Linked DNA regions of Homo sapiens: region 2 is linked to region 1. Evidence: chromatin loops called from intact Hi-C (ENCODE). Cell type or tissue: heart right ventricle. All regions are shown on one strand.

What was found. Hi-C counts contacts between places; a loop is a spot of excess contacts. Peaks named below come from ENCODE experiments on the same cell type or tissue, not always from the same donor. Only the 100,000 strongest peaks of a DNase experiment are listed, where the experiment ranks them.
Region 2: it touches region 1 in a loop (5-fold over the local background); 10 of 110 quality-filtered maps call a loop at or near these places.

What each region holds. Positions count from the first base shown.
Region 1 is chr11:33,374,269-33,382,268 of GRCh38, reverse strand. KIAA1549L (KIAA1549 like) reads right to left here and starts at 6,161. Exons shown (of 21, transcript NM_012194.3): 1 at 5,380-6,161. The coding sequence starts at 5,617. RefSeq lists silencers at 5,296-5,575, 5,706-5,805, 5,946-6,185, 6,216-6,275. In heart right ventricle, no CTCF peak of the experiment used is centred here; no DNase peak of the experiment used is centred here; H3K4me3 peaks cover 1,653 bases; H3K27me3 peaks cover 2,021 bases.
Region 2 is chr11:33,523,148-33,531,147 of GRCh38, reverse strand. The region is part of intron 1 of KIAA1549L (KIAA1549 like); the gene reads right to left. Among named protein-coding and RNA genes, the nearest start is that of KIAA1549L, 150 kb to the right of the region's middle. RefSeq lists an enhancer at 4,908-4,987. In heart right ventricle, no CTCF peak of the experiment used is centred here; no DNase peak of the experiment used is centred here.

The DNA of each region.
Region 1 (8,000 bases):
CAGGACACCATATACACTTTCTTCTCTTCCTACTGCCTCATTGTTTTCTTCTCTATCTCTTGCTGGTCCCCTTCACCCTGAACCCCTGAATGCTGCAGTAATCCCAGGCTCCTTGCTCAGATCTCCCTCTCTCTTCTCCATACTCACTTTCTAGGTTTCTTATTCGCTTCCATGCTGATGGCTCCAAAATGTATGCCTTAGGACCTGTTATCGCCCTAGAATTCCAGACTACTTTGTTCAACTGGCAACCTGACATCTCCACTTGAATAAACATTTCAAGCTTTACATACCCCCAAATGAACTCTTATTTTCTTACCCCAAACCTGAACTGCTGTCTCAATTAATGGCAACTTCATCTTCCCAGTTGCTTGAGCCAAAGACCTTGGAGCCGTATCAATTCCTCTCTTTCTCTCCTACCCTTTTAATCCACCAGATAATTCTACTAGCTCTATCTTCAAGAGACATCCAAAATCTAACCACTTCTGCTACCACCCTCTCTAAGCCATCTTCATCTGCAGATTGATTTCAATAACAGCTTCCTTCCTGATCTCCTGGCTTCCATACTTGACCTTACAGACTTTTCTCTCCACAACAACCAAGGTGATTCTTTTAAAACTTAAGTCAGATTATGTCACCTCTTGTTTGGATGCTCCAATGGCTGACCATCTCACTCCAACTAAAGTACCCAGTCATCACCATGGCCAGTAAGTCCTATAGGATCCAGCCCCATCTCTCTCTTCAACATCATTTCTCACTACTCTCCCTTTGCTCATTCAATTCTACATTGGCATTCCTGCTCTTCCTCAAACAACGCAAGCACAATCTCTGCTCAAGGCCTTTGCACTTGCTTTTCCCACAGCCTGGAATATTCTTCCCCCAGATTTTCACTGTCAGGTCTACTCAAGGCCATCTCCTCAGAAAGGCCTCCTCTCACCACTCCATCTAGACAAGTTCATGTGTGAAGGCACTATCCCCTACCCTGATTTATTTTGCTCCATAGAGCTTACCATCACCCGACCTACAGGTATTTGCTTATTGCCACTTATTTCTCAAAATGGGGTCCACAAACTTGCATCGTCAGTATTACTCAAGTGCTTGTTAACAATGCAGACTCTCAAGCCTTATTTCAGACCTGCTGAATCAGAATCCACATTTCAACGAGATCTTCACGTGACTGGTAAGCACAGTCAAGTTTGGACGGCACTGGGCTCAATATTCTGAGGTAACGGTAACGAACAAAAACAAGCCCCATTCTCTCTAATCCCTGTGAGAACAGGCCTTGTTTTTGTTCATTACTGTTACCTCAGAATATTGAGGCATTCAAAACATACTGAATAAAGGAATGAATGAATGAACAAATGAGCTTGAACCTGTTCTAGACTCGACTGCAAGTTGATGATGTGTACAAAGAGTTTGGGGAGCGGCAAGGAGGACGTCCCAGGTCAAAACTATCTCCCCACACACTGTTCTAAATTAGAAATTCTTTGGTATCGATTCATCAAGAAGAGCTAAGTATTCTAAATACATATGCGCCCAATGCAGTGGTACCCAGATTCATAAAATTCTTAGAGACCTACAAAGTTCTTTGAGACCTGCAAAGAGACTTAGACTCACACACAATAATAGTGGGGGACTTTAACACCCCACTGACGATATTAGATCATCAAGACAGAAAATTAACAGAAGTATTCAGGACCTGAACTCAGCTCTGGATCAAGCGGACCTGATAGATATCCACAGAACTCTCCACCCCAAAACAACAGAATATACATTCTTCTTATCACCATACGTCACTGATGCTAAAATTGATCACGTAATCAGAAGAAATTCTTTGGTATCAGCAAAACCTTCTATCAACATGCAAATATATTCCCTTAATAAAGCAGTCATTCACAACTTACTGTGAATTATTTAAATGAGACAGTATTCTAAAATCTAACAGAAACAGCCAAGCAGGAGGAACAGGAGTGTAGAGACTGAAAATTTAAGAAATTCCTGTTCTGTGCTGGGTATTGTAACAGGCAATAGGCAAATGAAGGTAAATCAGGAACTAATAAGTTGGAGGGAGAAGCACACAGCCGCTCAGAGCCCTTCAGCCGGCAGAGGAGGGCCTGGGGAAGCCCCAGCATGCAGACAGGGTGCTGAGGACTCCTCCCCACAGCGCCCTGTGCTCTGACCACAAAGAACCCTTTACTTTTCCTCTGCCAGAAATGCCACCATCAACACTGCCAACCCCACCTCATCCTTCAAGGCCCCCATGCCCCCAGAATTAACTATTCCCTCATTAGCTCTGATCACACAGCACAGAGGGCAAGGGCCTTGATCGCCCTCTTCTTGAGGAGCTTCTACAAACTGCCTCGTCCTTATTCACCTCTGTATCCCCTGCCCCTGCACAGCACCTAGACAGAGTAAACATTCCATCGTTTCTGCCATTTTAAAACAGCAGGTAGCATTCACTGAGCGCCTACTGTATACCAAGCACTGTTTGAAACACTTTAGATGCTTTAACTCGTGTAATCCTCACAAGAACCCAATGAGATTGGAACTATTGTTGTCCCCATTTTCCAGATGAGAGAACTGAGACCCAGACAGTCACATTGAGTAGCTGCCCGTGAACAGATGAGCACTATCCCTGTACATAACAGGCACACAGTAAATGTTTACTGACATGAACTGAATGGAAGCTCAGTAGTTAAAAAGAGAGTGAAGTCAAATTTGAGCTCTACCATTTTGCCTGGAGCCTGGATGGCCAAAGAGAATACAGGGTGTCAGTACTCAGTACTACAAAGAAACTTCCTTCCCACACCAACCTCCCGCATCCAAAACAGAGCTTACTGACTGGAAGCAAGACGGAAGACGGAGATGGAAGTTAGGAGTCTAATGGAGGGCAGTGAAGATGACAACAGCCTTTTCTTTATGTGGAAAAGAGAAGGAACTCTGATTCCTTTAGAATATTCAAGCAAAAGAGGCTGGGGTGGGGTGGGTGGAAGTAGACTGGGAACACACTGCAGAGTCTCCAGGACAGGAAGGTGCTGAACAATTGCTACAGAATTTTCCAGAAACAAATCTATGTTTGCCCATTTTTCAACCAAGACAAATGTCTGGCTTAGCCTTCCTTAAACAACAAGGGAGAGCAGCCATGTAAATGATGGGACTGTAGCAAGCCAGCACTTTGAGTAAGATCTCAGACATCTCAGGGTCGGACGCATTCTACAATGAGTGGCAACACCAAACCGCAGCGACTCCTCAGAAAAAGTTCCAAACTAGGTTGTTTGCAGAAAGTCAAAGGCCCCAGAAATTGTCATTCATTCTCCTGCCTCCCTCTTGACACCACTTCTTCCCACAAACCCCTTAGGATGCCCTGCATTAGGCCCAGGACTCACCTACCCTGGGGTGAAACTGCCTCCAGTGGAAATCAGAGAACAAATGAGAGCAGATAGGAGGTAAGAGTTACACACAGGGAACCCAGTGTTTAACCCTTCCACTGAGTCATGGAATTGAATCAGTGGCAAACCCACAGAAAACCATGGAGCTCAGAGGTGGACTGTGAATCCGCAGGTGGGCTGGACCACGGGAAGCTGGTCATAAAGGGGGACAGCAGAAAGTGCATCCAAAAAGCATAGAGGAAGCAACGAGTCGCTCGGATGAGATGGAGAAAGACGGAGAGGACTCTGGGGAGGAACATCAACTTTTAATTATTTTTACCATCATTGTAATCAAAGCATCTTTCCCAGCCCCGTATCCCCATGACCACCACACTGAAAGGAAAAAGAAAGAGGACACCAGGGCTAAACCCAAACAATGTGGATGAGAAGTCCTCTAAATCAGGCTCTGGCGGTCTGAAAGAGGAGCCAAGGAAAGTCAGGGAGGTTCAGAAGGCTCAAGGTACAAAGGTCAGAAGGGAAATCAGAAATTCAAAACTGATCCGAGGAAATCACCCAACATCAGGCTGAACAAGAACAACACATGAAAGCCAGTTTCACATATTACAGATGGCTGAACAAATGAACATCATCCCAAAGCAAACATCTCATAAGCAGTTCACAAAAACGACCAAGGACTTGATATCCTTTAATCAAAAACAGGATGTATGTTTCTGAGCCAATGAATACCAAGGTATTTACGTGGGTCTTTCTCAGGCCTTATCTTTTAACAATTATGCCAAATACACATCACTAAAAACTGCTACAGGCATAAAAATCGGGGGCTAAAATTCGTCAGAGGTTTTTCTCAAGTCTGAGGCACACATCCAAAGATTCCTGAACTTTGTAACCACTATAATCGCAATAGAACATTATCTGACAGTAACTCGCAAGCACAAGCACCACCTGTCAGTGACTCTTTAAGTGAATCGAAGGAAAATGGGCTCTGAATTAAGCTGCTGAAGACGAGAAATATTTTTAACCTAAAACTCTCTTATCTAAAACAATGTCAGCCCCTTTACAATTAGGAATTTTAATCTAATTTGGGGGAGGGGGTACTCTGAGAAAGAAGAAGTCATTAGTCCTTGCTAAAAAATGCAAAACTACAGGAACACATTATCTGAAGTGAGAAATATATTCCTTGATAAGGCAGTGTATCAAGAGCTCAGAATTTCGTCAGAAACACAAAAGCCTGCCCTTTCCAAGTGCAGGCAGTAATCATTATTATTTCCAGGACAACTGCTTACTGCACAGCTTAAGTTTTGAAGCACACTTAGCAGAAAAATCCACCCCCACCTAGAATACTTACAACAGATTTCTCAAAATTGTCCAAGGAATTACAGAAATCTATTTCCTGGGGATTGCTGGAAGTCTACAAGCCAAGCATGACTATTTTTAACTAACCTGCAAACAGTGGATTATATACTTAATGAGCGCCTGCATCCCTTTGCAAGGTGCAAGCAATTATTGGAGAGACCTCCTTCCCAAAAGAAAAGGGTTCCGCTATCAACACAGGAGAAACTGTGTTGATATTTGGGAAGCCGACACGCGGATTGCCTAAAACTCTCTAGCCATTTCATGCAGTTAAGACAAAGTGGACACTCAACAGAGAGCCCAAAATACCAGGGACTTTGCCACCCTGAAACGTGTTCTAATGATACATTTCCCGTTTAAGGTGTCCTAAACACACATCTTTCTCTAAATAAAGCGTGCCTGCGGGACCACTAGGAAGGTTCTACAACTTGTCCAAAAAGAAGAGGCGATTGCTCCTTTTTTTTTCTTCCCCGCCCAAAGTGCCTTCCCGAAAGACAGATTTCTGACAGTTCGCCTACTGTTGCAGCAGTAAAGGGCCGGTGTTGCCAATACCTCTCCACCGCCACCTGGGCAGGTGTGGGTCCCGTCCCGCCGCCCCGCTCCTCCAGAAACCTCCGCGGACGCCCCGCCGCCGAGCGCTTACCCGGGTCGGCCTGGCCGTGCTCCAGGAGGGCCGCCAGCAGCAGAAGTCCCAGCAGCAGCGTCGGTGGCCGCGGGGGCGCATCGTGGGACGCGCCGGCCCCGGGGCCCCTCACACCCGTGCAGCGCGCGGCTCCCCAGGCAGCCCGACCAAGCCCACGCGCCACGGGCCGGCCCCCGCGCCCCCGCGTCGCGGGCCCAGCTTCCCTTGAGCCCTGAGGCTTGGCCTCCTGCGGAGCCATGGGGACGCTTCACACATCCAGGCCGCTGCCTCGCTCTGCACCGCGCCGGGGAGCCCAGCCCTCGGCGCCCCGGTCCTCACCGGGCATCGCCGGCCACGGCCCGGGCGCCGGAGGGAGGGGGCGCCGAGCGGCGCGACTGGCTCGCTCGTCCTGCCGCGCCCGGGGCGGGCTCCAGGGAGCCGCGGCTTCACCCGCGCAGGGGCCGGGCCCGCATGGAGCCGCGGCGGGTGCGGGCCGGGGTTCCCACGGTGCCTGTCGCCGCGCGCCGGCGCGATTGGGGCGGCGAGGGTGGGACGGGCGCCGCCCGGGGCCCCCTCCCCCGGGCCGGCTCCTGCAGAACTAGGGGGCGAGGCTGCCGGGAACGGGGGTGGCGGCCGCGGGGCGCGCTCGGGTCCCTCCCTCCCGCCGCCGCTGCAGCCTCGGCGCCCCGCTGTCCTGGCTCCTCGCTCCTCGCTCCTCGCTGGGCTTCGGGTTCCAGCCCCGGCTCCGGCTCGGGTTCCCGGGCCGCGAGTGCTACCGCAGCTCAGAGCGGCGCCTCATTGACAAAGAAAGCACGTAGCCTCCGGAACGGGCGAGGAGGCGAGGAGGCGAGGCCGGCGCGCGCGCGCAGCCCCGCGCGGAGCCACCGCGCGCTCCCCGCTCCCGCGCGCCCGGCCGGGCTCGAGACCCAGGAGGGGGACCCCTCCCGGCGGCTCCCGCGCAGCGGAGGTCCTTAAGGGGAGGGCTTCCCTCCCCTCCTGTCCCCCATCTAGAGAAGGGAAGGTTGGCGGGAGAGAGGTCGTCTGGCCGGGGAGGGGGGTCATGGTCAACGTGCCCAAGCGGCAGGAAAGCTCTTCCGCCTGGATTTTGGAAAAGCTCTTTGTAGAAGGGCGGGCGCGCTTTGTGCTGTTTGTTCACTACTTCTCCGAGGGTTCAACGGACAGCTGCATGCCAGTTTACCCCTGAGGAGCTCAAGCGGCTGTGGGCTAGTTGCAATAACACGCTGGATTAAAACACATTATAAATATTTGTTGCAGCCACACTACGTGCAAAGCATTACACTGCGCACTGGGAAGACTGGGGGAAGTTTTTCCAAAAAAGTCTACACCCCCAAACAGGAGAGTCAGGCAGCTCCTGCTCAGAGGGACAAAAGGCCCAGGCGTCACCTGAGTTGGTCCCCTGCTCTTCGCCCTTGCTAGCCTTGATGGCCTTAGCAAGTGACCTGGCTCATAGGCGCCTCATCCATCCCCAGTCACTGAGTATCTATTACGGGCCCGCTGTTTGCCAGCATCTGTGTTAGGCACTGAGGATACAAGCAGCGGGGAAACACACACATCCTTGACCCGGTAAAGCTCAGACGCTATTCACTCAACAATCCTTACTGACTGCCTGCGATGTGCCAATGACAACAGCCATAAACAAAATCCCTGCCCTCCTGGAGCTGACATTCTAGTGGGGGTTCACCCGCAATAAACAAATAAGTAATAGAATATTAGACTGGTAAATGCCGTAAAGAAAAATCAGTGTAAAAGAATGAAACGTGGGGAGGGGGTGTTGCAAATGTTAAACATTGTGAAGAAAGGCCTCGCTGAGAAGGTGACGTTTGAGCCAAGATCTGAAGGAGGTGAGAACAAGCCATGCGCGAAGAGCATTCCAGATACAGGGAACCAAAAAGGCTAACATCCCGGGGCAGAGCGTGCCTGGTGTGTTAGGGCACAGCAACTTAACCAGGGGATCTGGAAAAGTGTTAGGTTCTAGTTATTGAGCATCTGCAGGATAGAAATAACACCACATTTCATCTAAGACACATACTTTTCACATGTTAACTTTTCAGAAGTCAGATGTGTTCTTATAATATGTCTAAGATTTGTTGAAATATAGTAATGCCTTGTTGGGGGTTATGATTTAATTTTGTTCTTTAATTAAACTAGTTGGGCTGTTTTGGGTTGTGTTAAGAAACTTGCAGTCTGGCCTGGCGCAGTGGCTCACGCCTGTAATACCAGCACTTTAGGAGGCCAAGGCAGGCGAATCACCTGAGGTCAGGAGTTTGAGACCAGCCTGGCCAACATGGTGAAACCCTGTCTCTACTAAAAATACAAAAATTTGCCAGGTGTGGTGGTGCATGCCTGTAATCCCAGCTACTTGGGAGGCTGAGGCAGGAGAATTGCTTCAACCTGGAAGGCAGAGGTTGCAGTGAGCCAAGATTGCACCACTGCACTCCAGCCTGGGCAACAGAGGGAGACTCCTTCAAAAGAAAGAGAGAGAGGGAGAGAGAGAGGGAGGGAGGGAGGAAGGGAAAGATGCAGTCTAGTTGAAGAGATAAAGCAATTCACTAAATTAGTTGGAGACACTGTGAGAAAGCCAGCCCATGGTCATGGTTCAGGCAGCATCACAAGATGAACGG
Region 2 (8,000 bases), 150 kb before region 1:
TCTTTTTAACCTGGGTTTACATGATCATTACAGAAAATTTAGAAAAGATGGAAAAATAGAAAGAAAAGAAGAAGAATTCCATTCCTCCCTCTGCCCTGACCACGTGCACATCCCACCGCATCAAGAAAACCATGACTCATACTGTGGTAAATTTTATTTCCAGATGATGTTCTTGGAAAAGCTTTGGTTTGCTTGCTGGACAGACCTGTGATCACAATGCACATCCAACTTCGCACTGCCTTTTCTCTTTTAACATAACAAAATCATTTTTCCATATTGGATAAGGTTGCATATTATCTCCACTAAGATGTGGCATTATAATTTGTTTACCAATCCTCGACTGTTACAATACAGCTTGATTATAAATTTTCAGAATTTCAGTGTCTCCTAATTTTGTCATCACAATCCCTATGCAGCAGGTAGGGCGGCCACAATGACCTCTTTTGGGCTAGGACATCACACACACAGAAGGTCACTTGTTTGGAAATATATTATCTGTGTCAAGAAAAGTAAACCAATGGGACTTAGGGGGGTTCTTCTCTCTTCTTCTCCCGGCATCTTTCTGACAGGGTCATTAATAAGTTTAAAGTCAACCACAGAACACAGTATTAACTACCAATAACTGACTTTTAAAACTAGGACAGTGGTACTTGCAAATCTTGCATATATATATATATATATATATATATATATATATATATATATATATATTTTTTTTTTTTTTTTTTTTTTTCCTTCTTCTTCTTTAGACGGAGTCTCGCTCTGTTGCCCAGGCTGGAGTGCAGTGGCGCAAACTCGGTTCACTGCAAGCTCCACCTCCTGGGTTCATGCCATTCTCCTGACTCAGCCTCCTGAGTAGCGGGGACTACAGGTGCCTGCTATCACGCCCGGCTAATTTTTTTTTTTTTGTATTTTTTAGTAGAGATGGGGTTTCACCGTGTTAGCCAGGATGGTCTCGATCTCCTGACCTCATGATCCACCCGCCTCAGCCTCCCAAAGTGCTGGAATTACAGGCGTGAGCCACCGCGCCCGGCCCCAAGGTTTCATATTAATTTTTACTATTTGATGCTAATGGCCCAAAGGGGAGTCAAGTCCACTTAAATCCATTAGGCAGGAAAGACTTTGAGGATACAGAAAATACCATACCTTTAAAAGGAAAGCAGTAATAGGGGCCTAGAGAATTGGGCAAAAAGACTAAACATCTTACTAGGGCTTCACACCATTTTGTAAAGGCCTAAATGTAAACCTCTTCTAAGTGAGAGTCCCCTAATTAACATGTCATTGTTCCCACAACTCCTTATTTCTAGCTCTATTAGAGTACTTTTCCCTTTCTGCTTAGTATGATAGCTAGCCAGTTATCTCCCTTATTTGCTCAATCATTTGGTTATTTATTCCACAAATATTTATGGGACGCTTCCTCTGGAAATCACCCCATCATAAAAGATTTACAAGCTGTGATCCTCACCATGAAGGTACTCAAGTGTCACAGTTTAGCATGTGGGATCTGGAGACACAGCATCCGAGTTCCTGATCCAATTGCCTTGTTCCAGCTGTAAAAAGTCAGGCAAGTTACATGACCTCTCTGTGTCTGTTTGCTCCTTTCTAAGAAGAGGATAATAACATGTGTCTCACAAGACTGTTTTGAGGCTTAAAGGCATTCATCCTTTAAGAGTATTTGGAACATAACTTGGTATATGTCAGCAGTCAATAAACATTTGTTATCATGATTGCCATCCAGAAGAGCAAAATCTAATTAAGACGTTTCTGAGTTGCATCTCTTGCCTAAACTGTGATAATAATTTTTTTTTTTTTTGAAACAGGGTCTCATTCTGTCATCCAGGCTGGAGTGCAGTAGCATGCTCATGGCTCACTGCAGCCTCAACCTCCTGGGCTCAGATGATGCTTCCACCTCAGCCTCCCGAGTAGCTGGACTACAGGGACATACCGCCACACTCGTCTCATTTTTGTATTCTTTGTAGAGATGGGCATTTGCTTTGTTGGCCAGGCTGGTCTCAAATTCCTGAGCTCAAGTGGTCTGCCTGCCTAGGCCTCCCAAAGTGCTGAGATTACAGGCATAAGCCACCATGCCTAGCCAATAAATTCTTATACTCCCACTTTTGTGGTCAACTTTTTCTTTTTTAAAAAAATAGTTTTGGTTTCTTAAATTTTTAAAAAACATTTCAATAATTTTGGGGGAACAGGTGCTGTTTGGTTGTATGGAAAAGTTCTTTAGTGGTGATTTCTGAGATTTACCCATCAACCACGCAGTATACACTGTACCCAACGTGTAGTCTTTTATCCTTCACCACCCTCACACCTTTCCCCCGGAGTCCCCAGAGTCCATTATATCATTCTTCTGCCTTTGCATTCTCATAGCTTAGCTTCTGCTTATAAGTGAGAACGTACACTGGTTTTTCATTCCCAAGTTACTTCACTTAGAATAATGGTCTCCAGCTCCATCCAGGTTGCTGCAAATGCCATTATTTCATTCCTTTTTATGGTTGAGTGGTATTCCATGGTGTATATCTATATGTATCTTTTTCTTTATCCACTCATTGGTTGATGGGCATTTAGGCTGGTTCCATACTTTGTAGTTGTGAATTGTGCTGCTATAAACATGCATGTGCAAATGTCTTTTTCATACAATGACTTCTTTTCCTCTGAGTAGATACCCAGTAGCGGGATTGCTGGATCAAAAGGCAGTTTTACTTTCAGTTCTTTAAGGAATCTCCATACTGTTTTCTATAGTGGTTGTACTAGTTTACATTCCCACCAACAGTGTAGAAGTATTCCCTTTTCACCACATCCATACCAACATTTCTTATGTTTTGATTTTTTAATTATGGCCATTCTTGCAGGAGTAAGGTGGTATTGCATTGTGGTTTTGATGTGCATTCTCTGATAATTAGTGATCTTGAGCATTTTTTCATAGTTTGTTGGCCATTTGTATTAGTCTGTTTTCATGCTACTAATAAAGACATACCTGAGAGTGGGTAATTTATAAAGGAAAAAAGGTTTAATTGACTCACAGTTCCACATGGCTGGGGAGGCCTCGCAATCATGGCTGGAGGTGAATGGGGAGCAAAGTCACATCTTAAGTGGCAGCAAGCAAGAGAGCTTGTGTAGGGGAACTCCCCTTTATAAAACCATCAGATTTCGTGAGACTTATTCACTATCATGAGAACAGCACAGGAAAGGCTCGCCCCCATGATTCAATTACTTCTCAGCAGGTTCCTCCCATGACACATAGGAATTATAGGAGCTACAATTCAAGATGAGACTTGGGTGGAGACACAGCCAAACCATATTACCATTTGTAATATGTACCATCTTCTTTTCTTGTACCATCTTCTTTTGAGAATTGTCTATTCACGTCCTTAACCCACTTTTTGATGGAATTATTTGTTTTTTTCTTGCTGATTTGTTGAATTCCTTGTAGATTCTGGATATTAGTCCTTTGTCAGATGCAAAGTTTGTGAATATTTTCTCACATTCTGTGGGCTGTATTTACTCTGATTATTTGTTTTGCTGTGCAGAAGCTTTTTAGTTTACTTAGGTCCTATCTATTTATCTTTGTTTTTGTTGCATTTGCTTTGGGGTTCTTGCCATAAACTCTTTGCCTAAGTCAATGTCTAGAAGAGTTTTTCCAATGTTATCTTTTATAATTTTTATGATTTCAGGTCTTAAAGTCCTTGATCCATCTTGAGTTGATTTTTGTATAGGTGAGATATGAGGATCCAGTTTCACTCCTCTACATGTGGCTAGCCAATTATCCCAGCACCATTTGTTGAATAAGGTATCCTTTCCCCATTTTACATTGTTTGTTTGTTTTGTTGAAGATCAGTTGGCTATACGTATTTGGCTTTATTTCTGGGTTCTCTATTCTGCTCCATTTTCCTCAATTATTCTCTCAAATAAGTTTTCCAAACTTTTTGATTTCTCTTCTTTCTTGGGAACACGAATTATTTTTGTGTTTGGGTCATTTGCACATAATCCCAAATTTCTTGGAGGCTTTGTTCATTTTTTCAATTCCATTTTCTTTGTCTTTGTTGGATTAGGTTAATTCAAAAGCCTTGTCTTCATCCTCTGAAGTTCTTTCTTCTACTTGCTTGATTCTATTGTTGAAACTTTCCAGTGTATTTTGCATTTCTGTAAGTATGTCTTTCATTTCCAAAAGTTATGATTGTCTTTTCTTTATAATATCTATTTCTCTGGAGACTTTTTCATCCATATCCTCTATTATTTTTTAAATTTCTTTAAGTTGGTTTTCACTTTTCTCTGGTACCTCCTTGAGTAGCTTAATAATCAACTTTCTGACTTCTTTATGTGGCAATTCAGAGATTTCTTATTGGTTTGGATCCATTGCTGGAGAGCTAATGTGGTCTTTTAGGGTGTTATAGAACCTTGTCATATTACCAGAATTACTTTTATAGTTCCTTCTTATTTGGGTAGACAGTTTCAGTGGAAAAATCTGGAACTCAAGGGCTCTCGTCCCATGGGGTGATTCCTTGATGTAGTGCTCTCCCCATTCCCCTAGGGATGGAGCTTCCTGAGAGACAGACTGCAGTGATTGTTATTGCCCTTCTGGGTCTAGCCACCCAGCGGGGCTACCAGACTCCAGGCTGGTGCTGGGGAATGTCTGCAAAGAGTCCTGTGATGTGATCCGTCTTCAGGTCTCCCAGCTATGGATACCAGTACCTGCTCTGGTAAAGGTGGCAGGGGAGTGAAGTGGACTCTGTGGGAGTCCTTGGTTGTAGTTTCATTTAGTGTGCTGGTTTCCTCAAATGCTGGTTATGCTAGCAGTGAAGTTGTCACATGGACAGACTCAGGACTTCTGGTTACCCAGGATGTTGCAGGCGGTAGAATTAGCTGTTGTTTTCTCCTTCTTTGGAGCAGGGTTGTTCTGTTATGAGTTGCTGTAATGGCTTGAATTGGTTGGCCTCCAGACAGGAGGTGGCACTTTTCAAGAGAGCATAAGCTGCAGTAGTAGAAGGGGGATATAAGCTTGCCCTATGTTGGCCAAGTTAAGTACTTACTTGGGTTTCTCAGGCAATAGGTGGGGCCATAGAGCTACCAAGACCTTATGTCTTCGGCTACCAGGGTGGGTAGAGAAAAACCATCAGGTGGGGCTGGGGTAGGCGGGTCTGAACTCAGACTCTCTTTGGGCAGGGCTTGCTGCAGCAACTGTGGGGAATGTGGGGGAGGCAGCGGTGCGGGTGGTTCTCAGGCCAATAGAGTTATGTTCCCAGGAGAATTATGGCTGCCTCTGCTGTGTCATACAGGTTTCCAGGGAAGAGGGGGAAGCCAGCAGTGACAGGCCTCACCCAGCTCCCACACAGCCAGCAAAGCCAGTCTCATTCCCACCATGCCTCACCAACAGCACCAAGTATACATCCAGGCAGCTGGTGAGCAGAGCTGAAATCTTGCCCCAGACAACAAGCCTCTCCACCAAGAAAGCAAGTGGGGCTGTCAGGCTTTACCTCTCCCTGCCTGCCTGCAGCTTTGGCTGTGACTTCTGCACTCATATATGCACTTCCAATTTGTCCCCACCCCCCGACCCCGACCAGATTCTACTCAGGAAAATTTATGCTTAGGTCGAAATTATTACAAAGTTCAGCCAGAAGCTTCCATCACCTGTGGCTCCTCTCTAATTCTGCTGGCTGCCTTCCCCAAGGACTCCTGTGAGATAAGGCCAGGAATGCTTTCCCTGGGCTCAAGCTAGGGACTAGGAAGACCCTATAGGGTTCTTCCTGCTGCTGCTTCTATTTTTATACTTCTCTCAGCTCCTTAAAACCGTTTCAGTTCTAGATAAGGTTAAATCCTTCTCCCATGATCTGTATTTTCAGGTTCTCCAGTGGGGATGTGTGTCAGAGACCAACTTTTCCCCCTCTCACACTCTGGGAGCTCACAGTTTTTGGGCTGTCTTACAGAGTCTGCAGTGGCAAGCCACTTCTTTCAAAGACTCTATGAATTATTTCGGTTTTCCTGGTATGTTCCTGTAGTGGTTCTTGGAGCTCAAGTTCATGGTTTGAGTCCCCACACACTGTTCTGTCCATCCACGTGGGAGGTGCATGTTAGTCCTGTCTCCTATCTGCCATTTTCCTCTTCACCCCTATAAAAATCTGGTCAACTTTTTCTGTCTTCTCTGGAAGTTGTTCATATTTCTTATGATAAATCCCTTTTCTCTAACTAATTCTCCAATGAGTACCTAGGCAATCCATCTGGCTTTAGTGGCATTAATAAGACGGACTATGCTTCTGCATTAGATTTTTCCCCTAAAGTCTCCAGTCTGCTTATTTTTACAAGCAAGTATGAGGTTTTGAAAATGACTTATTCATCATGGTCACAAAATGAGCACTTTCCCATTAAGATTTATCACAAATCTAACTCTAACTGAAATGCTGGGAGGAAAAAGTAGAGACATACACATGCAGATACATAAATATATATAGCATTTATGTATACCCTTTATACATATTTTTTAAGTCAAAGAATTTTTAACACTCTCCCAACACTCAGTTGGAACAGTAAAAGCTATACCTAGAGGAAAATTTATAGACTGAAATGTTTTAATTTTAAAAGAGACTTTTTAGAAGAAACTCTTTATTCATATATAAAAATTAGAAATAGTAAATTCCTCTCGCCTCAAAAAATGAACTAATAAAAATAAAAGCTGGAACTAATGCATTATAACACAAAGAATAGTAGCAGCAAGGATAAATAAGTTCAAAAGACCTCTTTGGGTCTTTTGGAAGAAAAATTAAAAGAGTAAAATAGGTAAATCTTTCATAGGCCTGTTTAAGAAAAAAAAATAGAGTGAACAGAAGTGTAAGACATTAGGAATGAGAAAGGAGGCAACTACAGATAAAGAAGAAAATAAAATAATTATGAGCGAATTCCACCTGCAACTCTGGCAAAAAGTTTGAAACCCTAGAGGAAATGAATAATGTCGATAATCAAAATCAATCCAGAAATGAAAAACCTAAACAGACAGATTAACATAGGAAAAAGGAGCCACTTACCATAGAAAAAGGTAGGAGGATCAGATATATTCAGCTGAATTCTATCTTATTTTTTTAAATAGGTAATTCCAATGTTATTGAACTAATTCAGGCCTTTAAAATACACAGAAATGTCCCCAATTCATTTTATGAAACCAGTACTGAGTTAGTACCAAAATCCAATCAAGATTTACTAAATAAATAAAACAATGATCAAAATATGTACATAAATAAATATGATGCAGCCAAGCAAAAATGTAGAAGGAGGCATGAGGAAGACCGCCATAAAAAACAGAAACCTGTGATCACATCTGTGCAATTATATAAAAATTATGTGTGTACATTTAATAAATTATTTAATAACACATAAATTGTCAATTAATACGTAATAATTTTATCAAGTCCACAACAGTCAACATAAGCACATACACACAAACGAATGTAAGACTTTTCACTGCATTTAAGGACCCAGTAGTAAGATCCTACGCCAAACTCAGGACTCAGTGTTTTCTCAAAGGTTATGATGTGTAATCCTAGCCTTGTACCATCTACATTGGTACATGATAGGCAGAAAATGTCTCATTCATTTTGCATCTCACAGAGAATTTTGTTACATTGAAAAGAAAATAATCCTTCTAGTATATTAGGAGCATTCAGATAACCTGACATTCTCTAAAATTAAGAATAAGCAAAGATAATCATGTCAAGACATATGTTCCAATAAATAGATATGAGGGGGGAAAGGGGTTCTCTATTCAAAGCAGTTTAGAAAATCTCTTATGGGAGATTCACAGGGCATACGCATACACTAAGGGCTTTGAAAAGTCCTGTGGTAAACGAAAGTTTTATTTAACTTGGAAAATCCCCAAATGAGTTGACTGCAGAACTCTTTCTTCTTGTTTCTTTTTTGTGTGATACCTGTTAATATCCCAAGGAACTGCAGCTCTGAAGAACACTTTGAGGGAATTCCAGAGTTAAAGTCATTGTCCTAGCAATTTC